Linked DNA regions of Homo sapiens: region 2 is linked to region 1. A link is a contact called in ENCODE Hi-C or POLR2A ChIA-PET data. All regions are on one chromosome and are shown on one strand. The core of a region is the stretch at or near the end of the contact, and the rest is flanking DNA. Distances in the headings are between cores, read along the strand shown. Region 1 has its middle 73 kb from the start of LINC02003. Region 2 has its middle 3.5 kb from the start of LINC02003.

Region 1 (4,091 bases), core at 1,428-3,927:
CGCAGAAGTGCTGAAGGGTAGTCATCAATCAGTAGGCTCTGAGATCAGACAAAACTGGATGTAAATCCCAATTTGGCCTTTTACAAGGTATGGCCCCCTGGCAAGTTGTTCAATCTCTCTACACTGCAGTTTCCTTGCCTGTGAAATGGGGATCCTATTAGTAGCTACTTTTGTATCATTCAGGGTTTAGGTAGGAACAGATGGCACCCTTATATTGAGTAACTTCAGGAGAGTTTAATAAAGGAACTACTTACAAATGAGTGGGCAAGATGTCGAGAAGTAGAAGGGAACAGTGCAGTACCCTAGGACCAGAAACAGTGGGGACTATCATTATCCAGGCCTGAAGGGACAAGATCTTAGAGGAAGAATGATGCAGCTCCACAGTAGCTGTGAACTCTGGCGAGATGCAGCCAGCACAAGGTCTTCCTGAAAGATGGGGTTCGGGGAATGAAATATCCTTACCTCACTTTCCTCCCCTCACTGTCATTGGCTGAGCCCCACTGGAAGCCCAGGGGCAACGCAGCCTCTAGATAGTGTCCTGACAGCCCAGCTTCCTGGGACACAGAGCAGGGGAAAATGCGCTTGCTTGGCTAGCCCACTAGAATCCCAGAGCATCTGGGGTCTGGCTGGCTTACGCTCTTGATTTCAACCTAATGATGCTTGCATCTTGCACTGAAGTGCTCTTTTGGAAGGGCTTACCTCGAAATGACCCTCTGGGCAATCGTAACTCCCTCCAGATCATTCAGCAGCTGCCCTAACCCAGGATTCTAATTCTTCTGAAAAAGAGAAATCACTCCACCAGGATCAAACTTTCCCTTCAGATCCCCCTGAATGCCCAGTACTAACCCAGGACCCAGCAATGTGTTTAATTAATCTTCCGAGATCATGAATCTCTTCTGGGCCCAGAGTGTTTTATTTGGAAACTTGATTTAATTACATTTTACTTTGACTTTCTCAGGGACATCCATGAACCATCCATGAAATTCCCCAGAGGATACTGTTTGTTATTATCAGCTCCCTCTACTCTTGGCCTCCACTACTACTGGCAGTCTATAAACTACACTGCACCTGGCTGTAAACCACCACCCACTTTATCCCCAGAAGGAAAAACAGCAATGGATTGCAAAAATCTTGGCGTCATTTGCAAACCCCCTGTAGCGCTTATTCATATTCAAATCATTTCATCCAGAGCTCATCTAATGGGCAAAATAGAGGAGATGAAACAATTCGCATTAGGGTCAACCTCAGAGACCACCAGAACCAGTAATCCCCAGGGAGAGTCACCAACACATCTGACCAGGTAAGACTGCCCAACCTCCAGACGGCCTACTAGCTTCTTCAACAAGTGAACAAGCAGCTCTTCTCCTGGGAGCATCTGGGCTGAGTTTATCAGCAACTGGTGTTTTAATGCACTGGTGAAAAGTGCAATTTGAACATAAGAGAGCCACAATTTGGTCTCAGGAGCAAATTCAAACATAAGCATGCATGCTTTAAATGGATGCTCAAGCTTCAGGATGCCTTGCATGTCAGACCTGGCCTTATAAACATTTCTATAAACCTGAGCTTTATGATCAGTTTCCCCAGTTCTTTTCTTAAACAAACACCAAAGGTACCCCTTAGTACTTCTCCCCTGGCTTTTGACCTTTCGGGACACCAAGTTGTGGCTAGGACCCGAAGCCACAGAGGCAGTACCAGAGTGGTTCCTCCCAGGAACCATGGAGGCTTTCTCGGCCTCAGTTTCCACATTTGTATAATTGAGTCAATAAGATGGTCTATCTCATAAAGAAGCTGTGAGGAGTGAGCAAGAGAATTTACACAACATGGAGTCCAACAGACAGTAACACTCAATAAATAATAAAAACAGGCTGGGTGCAATGGCTCAGGCTTGTAATCCCAGCATTCTGGGAGGCTGAGGTGGGCGGATCACCTGAGGTCAGGAGTTCAAGACCAGCCTGGCTAACATGGTGAAACCCCATCTTTACTAAAATTACAAAAATTAGCCGGGCATGGTGGCATGCGCATGTAATCCCAGGTACTCAGGAGGCTGAGGCAGGAGAATCGCTTGAACCCAGGAGGCGGAGGTTGCAGTGAGTCGAGATTGCGCCATTGCACTCCAGCCTGGGCAACAAGAGCGAAACTCTGTCTCAAAAAAACAAAACAAAACAAAACAAAACAAAAACAAAAAGGAAAACCTGTCCCCCGACCCTGATACCCTCTCTTTTTCCTTCTATCCCTAAAGCTAATTAAAGTAACGTGTTAAACACTAGAGAGGTCTGTTTACAGGCAGTAATGAGAAACCCACAATCATGGAGGTATTTTAAGTGAAATAGGCCATTTCATCTCATTGATGGAGATGCAGGAAAGGGTGGAGCTGTTGGGGAGGGTGGATATGCATAGGCCAGTTTGATCTGGGGGCTTGAATCAGAGGGAAGGCATTAAGAGCCATTTTAGTAGCTATAGGCGGATCAGATGAGATTCAGCTCAACACCTCTTAACTAGGGAGATGCTGACTCAGTTGATGAAAACTGGAAAAACTGAATAGGAAAAAATGAATCCCATCGGGCTGCCTCCTTCTGCACGTTGGCTGCAAGGCTAAATGCATCACAGGCTTCCAATAAATATGAACTAATCATCAAATTTAAGAGCGAGGAAATCATTGTTCTCCCCAGCCTGGCCGTTTGCCCAGCTGCTGCTCAGAGGGTGATGAGTTGCTTTTTATCTGACAGTGGATCTCCCCTTTGCCCAGAGAAACTATTAGGAACCCAACCAGCTGGAAGACTTTCTCAGCAGTGTTTGCTTGGACTGTGTTCCTCCTTTTCCAGTACAATCCTCACACCGCACCCTAGGGAATCTCACCCTTGACATTTTTTTTTTTAAATAAGCAACTTGATTTGCTCCAATTTCCCTAAGGATCAAAGTAGAAAAGAGTTCACTTTTGGCTTCCAGGACCATAGTGCCAGGAATGGAGTTATATTAAAATCGGTTAGAGCCTAGGAAGGACCAGAGGAGAAGGTTTTCCCTCTTCTTTATCCCCTCTCCCCACAAAAGAACAAGTGCCACTAGTTCCTTAAGTGAGGAGCATCCTGGGAGTTCCATGTTGACTCAAACCTGGAGTCAGAAGGTCCTGGGCCACCTACAATGGATTTATTCCCTCTGCATTCAGTATCCCCACAGTCTTCTTCTGGTTAGTTCCTGCTTCCTCTTCCTGTTGAGTTGCTCCCTGAATGTCAAAAACGGGGTTTATTATCAGAGCTGGCAAAGAAGTCGAGTGTCTCAAAAAATAGGGGTCAAAATGCTTTTTAAAGGTAATTATAGAAACTCTTTGTTTCTTAGCTGTCTCTGCGCCATAGATGCTTCCAAAATATGAAAAATAGGCCAGGCGTGGTGGCTCATGCCTATAATCCCAGCACTTTGGGAGGCCGAGGTGGGAAGATCACTTGAGCCCAGGAGTTCAAGAACAGCCTGGGCAAAATAGTGAGACTCCATCTCTATAAAAATAAATAAATAAATAGTCAGGCATAGTGGCGCACTCCTGTCGTCTCAGCTACTCAGGAGGCTGAGGTGGGAAGGATTGCTTGAGCCTGGGAGTTCAAGGCTGCAGTGAGCTCCGATGGTGGCACTGCCCTCAAGATGCTGTCTCCAAAAAAAAAAAAAAGAAAGAAAAATGAAGAATTCCTGACAAAAGCATTTTATTTCTAAAGAAAAAATATGACCTAAGCAATTTTAAAGACCAGGAGAAAGGGTATCCACATATCCCAAATATGCTAAGTAAATCTCAAAAGAAGAGATTGAGGCCAAAGATCTTTTTTGCTTACTCAGATTTTTCCCTAGGCCCAGTTCACTTTTTGTTTGTTCTAAGCTATGGGGACACTCAATTCCAAGCCAACCAAAGGCAGAAAAATCTCAGTAACAGAAACATTTGAAGAAATAGAGCACTTTACAGAGAAATCATCAAGAATTTCCTTTGACAATTTCACCAAATATAATTAAAATTCACCAACTTCAAACTTTTCCTATACACATGGATTTCTGGCACCTGTCTATTGTAAATGTAAGACACACATCTACAGAAGTTGTAACTTTTCTGGCGT
Region 2 (4,037 bases), core at 948-3,447, 69 kb after region 1:
TTTGCCTATGTCATGCCTTCTGCCTGGAATCCCTGCCCTTCTGGTTGCCTTGCCTTGGCCAAGAAAATTCCTGATCAATCTCAAGGGACCTAAAGAATAGGGAATCTTCTGAGCTCTGAGCTAGAAAGCCTGTTTCCCCTCTCCTGTCATCCCATCTTCCTCCTCCTGTCATCCCATCTTCCCCTCTGCAGTCATCCCATCTTCCCCCCTCCTGTCATCCCATCTTCCCCTCTCCTGTCATCCCATCTTCCCCCTTCCTGTCATCCCATCTTCCCCCTCTTCTGTCATCCCATCTTCCCCTCTCTTGTTATACCATGTTCCCCTCTCGTCATCTCTCTTTTTTTCTCTCTTTCTCTCCCCTTCTCTTTCCATTATGGCTGCCACTAGCTGCACATGGCAACTGAGCATTTGAAGTGTCGCTGGTACAACCGAGCACTGAATTTTTAATTCGAGTTTACTTCATTGAAGTTGAAATAGCCACATATGGCAAGCTCTTGCTTGCTCACTTCCTCGCTCTCTTGCACGCACACACACCCCACATGCTGTAGCTGGGCTACACACTCCTCTCCAACCCCATCCCTCTGAACATGTGTGCCCCTGAACTTACCTACAATCTAGTATTGAAGCAACCTCTTAATAAATCTACCATCCCATGAGAAAGCGAGCAATTAGAAAAGACACAGCCTGTGTTCCACTGTTTTGTTTTGTTTTTCATCTATGTCCCAGCATTCAGTACAGCATCCAGTACATAGTAACTTCTCAATGAATATTTCCCATCCATGAAACAGAAATTGTTCATCAGTCTACAGCCTATATCATGGGTCAGCAAACTACGGCCCACAGGCCAAATCCAGCCCACTGCCCACTTTTGCATGGCCCTCTAACTAAAAAGCGTTCTTTTATTTTAAAATGATTATATAAGTACCTCCCTAATAGCCTTAACTTTGCCTCTTGGCCTACAAAGCCTAGGATTTTTTTGCTTCCTGGCCCTTTAAGAAAAAGTTTGCCAATCTCTGGTCTGGATCCCAAGAACAGCTGCTAATAGGGCTTGGTGTAGCCTGTGGTTAGAGAAAGGGATAAATGAGGTCTGGGGAGGGGTGTGGAGAGAAGGGCCCACACCTGGGACAGTCCTAGCAAAGCTGAGCCCACAGGTACCTGGCTAAGTCTGCAAGAGCTGGTCCTCAGGGACACTGCCAGCCAGGGCAGCACAGACAGGCACACCTCGTGCTTCCTCCTCCCTCTTGAGCCATGGCAAATGGAAGATGGGATTTTCTGGATTGTGTTTTGTGGTTTGACTGCGTAAAGTAGCAGTTTCCATTCAAAACAAAGCCCCTAAGCATATTTTTAACAGCAATGGCAAGGTCTTCCAAAGAGACATGCATAGGGGCTTGGAAGCAATCTGGCAGGCAGGAAGCAGTCTGTCCTTCCCTTTCCTGCTAAAACATGAACCGAGGTTTCTAAGAACCAAAGCAAAGATTGCTCCAGGCCCTGACAACACCACATCAAGGTGAGCAACAAGATCCTGAAAGGTTACCCCATCTCTGTCCTATGCTCCTCAATACCCTCTATACCTGGCCTGTGTCTTCCTAATCTCCACCCCAGAAACAAATCGTCAATCATCTCTCCAAACATCACAAGCATCTGGGAATGTCTCCTGCCCCACTCACTTCCCTGCTGGGTTCACCCTTCCAAACAGAGAGGGGCTGAGCACACCCAATGTGCTAAATATTTCCCTGCTGCAGAATCTATTTTGCTGCTGCGGCTGCTGCTTGGCAGCAAAGAGACAGGAAGCTATTTAGATATATTATCTTCCTTTTCAGGAAGTTGAGAGGAACTTTTCTATTGCAGTTCACACAAACATTCCGTCTAATGGTCATTTAGTCATGCCGGCTCATTAGGTCACCAGTGAGGAATGCCCAGGCTGATTAAACATCATTCCAGCTTCTCTACTCGCTGCCCCGGGTCCCGGGGAGAAAACAGAGCTTCCATGGCCTGGTGGTGACCAAGACAAGGAGCCCATCCTGAAAGCCACAGGGGCTCACTGCCAACCTCACAGCCCCTCCCCAGCTCCCACACGGAGCACTTCTTACTTCTAAGGGGGCGCTGATGGCTTTATAAAGAAATGTGTATGGGACTGAGTAGGAAGGTGGGCCCCATGAATACCTCTGGTCAGATAATGCTGTCCTTTAAGGGAGATCAAAGCGGGCCCTTGGCAGAAGGCCCTGAGAATGCTGTTACCAAAAAATGCAAGACAGACCCATGATGAGGTCACAGAGATGAATTGATAGCTAGAACACAAGCTTGTGCAGAATGTAACAACTAACTATGAGTGAGTGGTGGTTATGCACTAGACATATTCCAAGTATTTTATGTGTATTCACTCATTTAAGGCTTGAACAACTCAACGAGGTAGGAATCATGAGGAAATTGGCCCAGAAAGTCAAATACGGTATTTCTGCTTAAGGTTGCACACACAGTGGATCTAGCCTGTGCTCTGCATTAGGACTTTCTGCAGTGATAGACATGTCCCATGGCTATGCTTTCCAGTGGGGTCACCACTGCTACATGTGGCTATTAAGTCCTTGAAAAGTCACTGGTGTAACTGAGGAAGTGAATTTTAAATTTTATTTAACTATATTTAAATTTACGTGGTGCATGTGGCTAGTTGTTACCATATTAGACCCCCTGGATCTAGGTGGTCTGGCTCCAGAATCCACACCCTTAAACCTTGGACTGTCCTGCCTTTTAAATCAACTAAGAGAATCAACTACTTACTGGGAGAATAATTAAACTCTAAAGGTGGAGTTTAGGTAGAGTTTCATCAATATCTTAAAGGACAAGAACATGTAAGAAATTAGACTAGGAAAGAGAGAGAAAAGCTAGCTTAAATTAAATGGTAGGCATTCAGGGCAGGTGTTTGGGAGGGTATATCTATAAAAGGAAGAAGGTAAAATACCAACATGGCTTGTCAAGAGAAGAAGTGGTTTCCTCTTGTCTAACCAATAAATTATATTGAGCTCCTACTACGTGACCTTACTAAGTCTTGCCCTCTAGAGTCATGTGGCCTGGGTGGGAAGCCAGGTATGATCCCCTAAACAATGCCAGGCTGCATGGGCCAGGGCAGATGGCAGGACTAAAGTCTGTTTATTCTGTTGGTATTCCAGTTAGCCGTTCATCTGTAAAGACAGGAGTGATCAAGGAAGTCTTCATGGAAGAGAAGGCATTTAAGCTGGAATTTGAAAGAAATGGCTTGAATTAGAAAAGTGGGACAGTGGAAAGGATGACTGCAATGACATACTTGGAAGGAAACATGAACTGTTCTTGGTGACTCTTAGAGACTGACATACGGAGAGTAATCAAAAATGACTTTACATGTTTTGGCTTGGATAAAAATAGTAGTTCTTGGGGCAAACACAGGAACTTTAGGGGGTGGTAGGAGATAGTTTCAGAAATTATGACTTTGGTTTTGGGCGTGTGGATTCTGAGGTGACGGATTGTGGAAATCTTGGATTAATATCCACTTTTCAGTTTAGATGGGAGGAGGATGGATTAGAAGGCTGCCCGAGATCACCTCCATTCCTGGCACTCAGAGGAGCTGCGTTTACTCTAAAGCAGAGAAATTAGGCCAAGGCAGAATGAAGAGGAGCCACAGGACTCCAGAGAGGTTCACGTCACCACCCCACAGGGGACAAACGCATACCTTGTTTTCTGAGTTGACAGACATCCGGTTACTTCATCTTGGAAGTTACATTCATCTGCCCTTTGGAACATCCTGCCCAATGACCGATTTTTTAAAATAGCTTCTTTTCCCTGATTATATTTGTAATACCTACTCACTGCAAAACATTTGAGAAAGCTCAAAAACAGAAATAAGGAAATGCAATCACAAAGACACACACACACACCCACACACAGAGACATATATGTATATATAGAGAGAGACATGCACGTACACACAGACCCGCACATGTATGTGTATGTTTGTGTATAGTGTATATAGTTTTCATCCATTTTAGCTGGTATTTAAAAATGCACTT

The links. Hi-C counts contacts between places; a loop is a spot of excess contacts on that map. ChIA-PET counts read pairs that join two places held with the same protein, here RNA polymerase II (POLR2A). Pooled maps may share reads with other maps.
Region 2: a map of PC-3 shows a loop between it and region 1 (8-fold over the local background). The contact joins two enhancer-like sites. A Hi-C loop is called at or near these places in 4 of 168 maps with a recorded cell type or tissue (PC-3, colonic mucosa, head of caudate nucleus and 1 more) and 4 of 50 pooled maps. POLR2A ChIA-PET finds 5 or more read pairs at or near these places in 2 of 52 experiments (H1 and activated CD4-positive, alpha-beta T cell).

What each region holds. Positions count from the first base shown.
Region 1 is chr17:72,268,004-72,272,094 of GRCh38, forward strand. No RefSeq gene overlaps it. Among named protein-coding and RNA genes, the nearest start is that of LINC02003, 73 kb to the right of the region's middle. Within about 2 kb of position 2,678, at least 2 of the 41 ENCODE cell types and tissues checked have a DNase peak (open chromatin) inside an H3K27ac peak, as active enhancers do; they include PC-3, where a contact is called at or near this core.
Region 2 is chr17:72,337,339-72,341,375 of GRCh38, forward strand. No RefSeq gene overlaps it. Among named protein-coding and RNA genes, the nearest start is that of LINC02003, 3.5 kb to the right of the region's middle. Within about 2 kb of position 2,198, at least 14 of the 41 ENCODE cell types and tissues checked have a DNase peak (open chromatin) inside an H3K27ac peak, as active enhancers do; they include PC-3, where a contact is called at or near this core.